2 separate regions of the Homo sapiens genome follow, and region 1 is linked to region 2. A link is a loop called in an ENCODE intact Hi-C map of the cell type or tissue named here. Cell type or tissue: sigmoid colon. All regions are shown on one strand. Links, peaks and the distances in the headings refer to the core of each region. The heading gives the core; the rest is flanking DNA.

The links. A loop is a pair of places that touch in the nucleus more often than their neighbours do. Peaks named below come from ENCODE experiments on the same cell type or tissue, not always from the same donor. Only the 100,000 strongest peaks of a DNase experiment are listed, where the experiment ranks them.
Region 1: a loop joins it to region 2, with 2.5 times the contacts of the local background. A loop is called at or near these places in 6 of 110 quality-filtered maps.

Annotation. Positions count from the first base shown.
Region 1 is chr11:85,973,636-85,976,549 of GRCh38, reverse strand. It overlaps PICALM (phosphatidylinositol binding clathrin assembly protein), which reads left to right. Exons shown (of 20, transcript NM_007166.4): 19 at 1,738-1,842. Among named protein-coding and RNA genes, the nearest start is that of PICALM, 94 kb to the left of the region's middle. In sigmoid colon, for the core only: no CTCF peak of the experiment used is centred there; no DNase peak of the experiment used is centred there.
Region 2 is chr11:85,684,907-85,687,820 of GRCh38, reverse strand. CCDC89 (coiled-coil domain containing 89) reads left to right here and starts at 1,626. Exons shown (of 1, transcript NM_152723.3): 1 at 1,626-2,914. The coding sequence starts at 1,691. The coding sequence ends at 2,815. RefSeq lists enhancers at 1,830-2,329, 2,330-2,831. In sigmoid colon, for the core only: no CTCF peak of the experiment used is centred there; DNase peaks (open chromatin) are centred at 1,590, 1,900, 2,350 and 2,570; H3K4me3 peaks cover 1,485 bases; H3K27ac peaks cover 948 bases.

The DNA.
Region 1 (2,914 bases), core at 307-2,806, 290 kb before region 2:
CCTAAAAAAGAATTTAGTGCTCCTCATACTCCTAGCCCTAGTGCCTAATGCAGTAGAACCATAGCATTGGTTTCATAAGTATGTCTAGAATAATCATTATACAAGAGATCTTATGCATTAATGTTCATAGTATTACTTGGTTTATTTTTCTCCTCGTAACTTTGCTGGGCCTTTTATATTTCAAACATTAATGTTAATTCTAAGCCTTTGTTGCTGTGACCATATATTAAATACCAGTGAGGTCTTATAACCTGATATTGTAGGGCATGGGAGGGATTAACACTTGAATTGTATAGAGATAAATTTAGTCTGATAAAGGCTAGAGAAATTTTCCTGTGACAATGATTATTACAGTACAAAAACAGTCTTTTAACCTTTCAAAATGCCACAATGTGCATTTTAGATTGCCCTTAGTTTCCCAACTCTCAGTATATAGAGACTCAATTAGAAAAGAAATGGTGCTAGTAGCTTCAACCCACTGGTATGTATTTGAGGAACTGTTCCTGGTAGAAGGCAGTACCGTGTCCCTTGGTATTGCTACTGTGCCTGCTATGTTACTTCTTTATGTATATGATATGGAAGTAACTCCTTTTATACATGTGGAGAAGTTTCACAGCTTTTTTTCATAGTCATTGCATTAAAATGTCTGCTGAGGCTGGGTGTGGTGGCTTACGCCTGTAATCCCAGCACTTTGGGAGGCCAAGGTGGGTGGATCACCTGAGGTTGGGAGTTCAAGACCAGCCTGACCAATATGGTGAAACTCCGTCTCTACTAAAAATACAAAAATTAGCTGGGTATGGTGGCGCACACCTGTAATTCCAGCTACTTGGGAGGCTGAGGCAGGAGAATGGCTTGAACCCAGGAGGCAGAGGTCACAGTGAGTTGAGATCATGCCACTGCACTCCAGTCTGGGCAACGGAGCAAGACTCCATCTCAAAAAAAAAAAAAAAAAAAAAAGTCTGCTGAGAAACTCAGGCCATAAACTTAAAATGAAGCTCTAAATGCAAATAGTAGTCTGCTTGAAACAATAAATAGAACTTCTTGAAAGGAAAGATTTTAGAGCATTGCATTTTAACCAAAACAGTATTCTGTTTGTGCATTATTTTTACACTAGGTATTGTCACTTACTAGGTTAATTTTATACCCTGTAGTGGTAATTTTTAAAGAAACATATTTGGTTGAGATTGTATTTTCAGTTACTCAAGAAAGAGTTAACCTCTGGTTTGTAGTTTAAGCTCTTTCTTGATTCTTATATGAAATAAAATGGAAGAACTAGAGCAGGCTTATTCAGAGAATCAACTGTCTTCACTTGTGATCACTTGCATAATGGCAAAAGTACTTGATTTGTTATACAAATTTACTTTGAAATTTCTTAGCAGCGAAGACAGAGTCTTAAGTTTTCTTGATGTCTAAACCTGATAAATTTGGAAACTCTTAGTCTTAATCATTTTATCTGTTGTAATACAATAAAGTTTACATTTTGCAACTCATTGAATAGAAAAAGTTAGGCTTTGTTACTACATTTTAAAAATGAGCATGTTAAAGACTTTACTTACCAAAAGAAAAAAAAATACTCTCGAAAGTTTGTAGCTGTTAGTCTTACTTATATTCAGAGGAAGTTACCCTTTGAGTCAAGCAAAGGTACTAGGACCTGTCATCCCTGTTGTCATTGTTATTTACTTAGTCACAATAAGGAAGATAGGAGTCAGTATCTTTTGATATTTTTCTCTTTTTTAGCCTCCACAAATGGGAAGTGTTCCTGTAATGACGCAACCAACCTTAATATACAGCCAGCCTGTCATGAGACCTCCAAACCCCTTTGGCCCTGTATCAGGAGCACAGGTATTACACACTACATGTAACTGTGGTAATGTGTTTGATTTGGAAGGAATATGATACTATAAAACCCTTTTGTACAACTTGAGAAACAAGTTACTAGCACTTTCTACCTTCATTATGGATATTGCTTGCTTCATATCTTTCTTATATAAGAGCTTTAGGAATATTGATTATTTGGAGGGAAAGGATAAGTAGATAGCAAATACTAAAGACAGAAAATTCTTGGTAACTTATAGTTGGTAGATCCAAAGGATGATTTTTCTGAGATTAAGGAGCCTACTTGCTCTTCGTGATTCTGGTGTAGTATCCTTTGTGAACCTCAAAACCATTAACTCAGAGCTTTAGTTCCTTGGCTAATGGCTAGAATGATGCTACAGCAGGGCGTGTTGGCCTTGAGATGCTTGTGAAACTCTTGGCAACTCTCCAAAAAGTTTTGAATGTTATTTTTTCGTTAGATAACTTTCTGCCACTGAGGATTGTTTTCAAAAACCAAAAAAAGGAGTCAAAAAGCTTGAAATGTCATGCTAAACTTAGATGGTTTAATCCAGAGACTTTCCTCTTGACGTGTTTCTAAGGCTTTTCTCTCCTAGTTCCTGAAAATACACCATAAATATACATTGTTTTTTGTCCCATTATTGTTGCATTAGAAGAATTTTTTTTTTTTAATGTTTTACCCGTTACGGTTAGAAGATATAGGAAATTCCTTTGTTATTCACTTCTCTGGTGGCATACTCTGGGATGAGGCTCTTGTGAAGTGATAGGATGGTTTATCCTTCTGTGTCTGTGGCTCTGCTCGTACTGTTTTGACATCTAGAAGTAGTTAATTATATGCAATTGTTAGAACACCCCTCCTTTTCTTAAATGGTTGCTAATGCTAACTGATTGGTTATGTGTTTAATGCTTGAAAACATTTGAATGAGCATTTGCTTAGTGGACTTGTTATTCCCCTTTCACTTGAATGCATATATATTACATTTGCCAAAGCATATAGTCTTACATTGCCAATATTAGTTTATTTGATCCAATTTGAATCTAGTCTCTGTGCACGGTAGTCCCCTCTTCTCTTTGGGGGATA
Region 2 (2,914 bases), core at 204-2,703:
TGGGAGGCTGAGGCGGGTGGATCATTTAAGGTCAGGAGTTCAAGACCAGCTTGACCAACATGGTTAAACTCCGTCTCTACTAAAAATACAAAAATTAGCCAGGTGTGGTTGTATGTAATTGTAATCCCAGCTACTCAGGAGACTGAGGCAGGAGAATTGCTTGAGCCCGGGAGGCGGAGGTTGCAGTGAATCGAGATCGTACCACTGCACTCCAGCCTGGGCGATGGAGGGAGACTCTGTCTCAAAAAAAAAAAAAAAAAAAAAAAAAAAGTAGTGTCTGTCATATTAGGGATATTTTTCTCAATTTGATTTTTACCTTCAACATCCACTTAATACACATTTATCTGAATCTCCCCCATGTGCCAGGCACTAGTCTAATCATCAAGGATGAAATAGACACAGTCCCTGCCCTTAAGGATCTTACAGTCTAACAGAGGGAAGCTGGCAGATAAACAGTGACTGCAATAAAATTTTCACATCCTCCACCAGAAGTACAAATAGCTATAGCGGATGCACTAAAAGATGTGAGTGACCAATTGGACATGTAGGGGCCAGGAATAGGCTTCAGAGACGATTCTTAACTAAGAATAAAAAGCTTTACTAGAGTGACAAGGGACAAAGTAGGAAAGGCATTCCAAGTAGAGGAACACCTAAAGATAGGGCGAGAGAGCTGGTTAGTGGATTTGGGTTTGGCTTCAATATTTGGGTTTGAGGAGTAAAATGTCAAGAAAATCCAGTGGAAGAAGGGGCTGGAGAGACCTCAGAAGTCACATAATTTAAAAAATTATACATAACTTTTTGAGTAAGCTTTCCCTTTCTGATCTTACATAATGTTTAAGATAAAAAAAAAATCCTTCCTAGCCCCAGAGATTTGATGTTTACCTTCATTTTCTTCTAGTTTCTGTTTACATTTAACTAATCTATCAGGAGTTGACTTTGGCATATAATGGCAAGCTTCATTTGAATCTTATTTTTTCTGTTTTAATGTTTATCTGTGTGGTTCACTAAGCTTCTTTCTGTAACCTTATTTTGCTAATGGGTAAAAACAGGGGGTGTTAAATATCTAATAAAGAGTATTTATGCCCAGGTGGGGACAATGCTAAGAACAACAAAAGAAATTTCACTGGTGTTTTCTATTTTAATACTTAAATACCAAAAGGGAGCTGTGCCAAACATCACGGGTGCAGATATGCAGGCTTTTAGGGTCCTGGCTCTCAGAATACCACTACTACTTTGTATTCATAGACTGAAATTTTTTGAGGAGCCAACCATGTTTCCACAAACAGTAATTTATTCAAACGATAACTGAAGAGGGGAGAGGGAGGATAAATATATCATTGCCTGCTTCATTTGTTTACTACTACCAGAAATTAGGTGGAGTCAGGCTTCCTCCCCTGATGCTGGCTGGAGATTGAGTGGGGTTGGCATCTCTGTGCTGTACAGGCCAGACACTGAGACAGTTGACAACTGAGAGCTGTGATTGGTTAGAAAGGCAAAAGTAACCCGACCAGATTGGCTCTGGACTCCCCCAGATTCCCCTGTTGTTACTTCATAGCATTCTGAAGACCTGTCCACCAATTACAGGGCTCCTTACTGGAAAAACCAACTGCTGGGGAGTGCCAAGAGTCCCTAGCAACACCCTGCAGCGTTTGAAATCTGAGGGGAAAAGACTGTAGTCAGCCCTTAGTGGATGAGAGCGCCTATGCTCCAGAAACAGCAGGCTCCCAGGATGGACACCCCGCCCCCTGAAGAACGCTTAGAGAAGCAAAATGAAAAACTGAACAACCAGGAAGAGGAGACGGAGTTTAAGGAACTGGACGGTCTGAGGGAAGCCTTGGCAAACCTCCGGGGACTGTCAGAGGAGGAGAGGAGCGAGAAGGCTATGCTTCGCTCCCGCATTGAAGAGCAGTCCCAGCTCATCTGCATCCTGAAGCGGAGGTCAGATGAGGCCCTGGAGCGCTGCCAGATCCTAGAGCTGCTCAATGCAGAGCTGGAGGAGAAGATGATGCAGGAGGCTGAGAAGCTCAAGGCCCAGGGTGAGTACAGTCGGAAACTAGAGGAACGCTTTATGACCCTAGCAGCCAACCACGAGTTGATGCTCCGCTTCAAGGATGAATACAAGAGTGAGAACATCAAGCTGAGGGAGGAGAATGAGAAGCTGAGGCTGGAGAATAGCAGCCTCTTCAGCCAGGCTCTGAAGGATGAGGAGGCGAAAGTATTACAGCTCACAGTCCGGTGTGAGGCCCTCACTGGGGAGCTAGAAACGCTGAAGGAGAGGTGTGCTCAGGATGCCTGCCAGGCACAGGCGCGCGAGAAGGAGCTGCTGGAGCTACAGAGCCAGCAGGCCTGCACCCACACCAAGGAGACAGAACAGCTGCGCAGCCAGCTGCAGACCCTCAAGCAGCAGCACCAGCAGGCTGTGGAGCAGATAGCTAAGGCAGAGGAGACACACAGCAGCCTGAGCCAGGAGCTGCAGGCCAGGCTGCAGACCGTCACTAGAGAGAAAGAGGAGTTGCTGCAGCTGTCCATTGAAAGGGGCAAAGTGCTTCAGAACAAACAGGCAGAGATCTGCCAGCTTGAGGAAAAGTTGGAGATAGCAAATGAAGACAGGAAGCATGCGCTGGAGCGGTTTGAGCAAGAGGCAGTGGCTGTGGACAGCAACTTGAGAGTCAGGGAGCTTCAGCGCAAAGTAGATGGGATCCAGAAGGCCTACGATGAACTCAGGCTGCAGTCTGAAGCCTTCAAAAAGCACAGCTTGGATCTTTTAAGCAAGGAGAGAGAACTCAATGGCAAACTCCGCCATCTCTCTCCATAGGGAAGTTTCTGCTTCCTCTGGCCTGCAATTCAGAATTCAAATATTTGCGTCTTAGCATTATGGCAAGAGTAAAGATGATATCCCATTTATTATACTTTC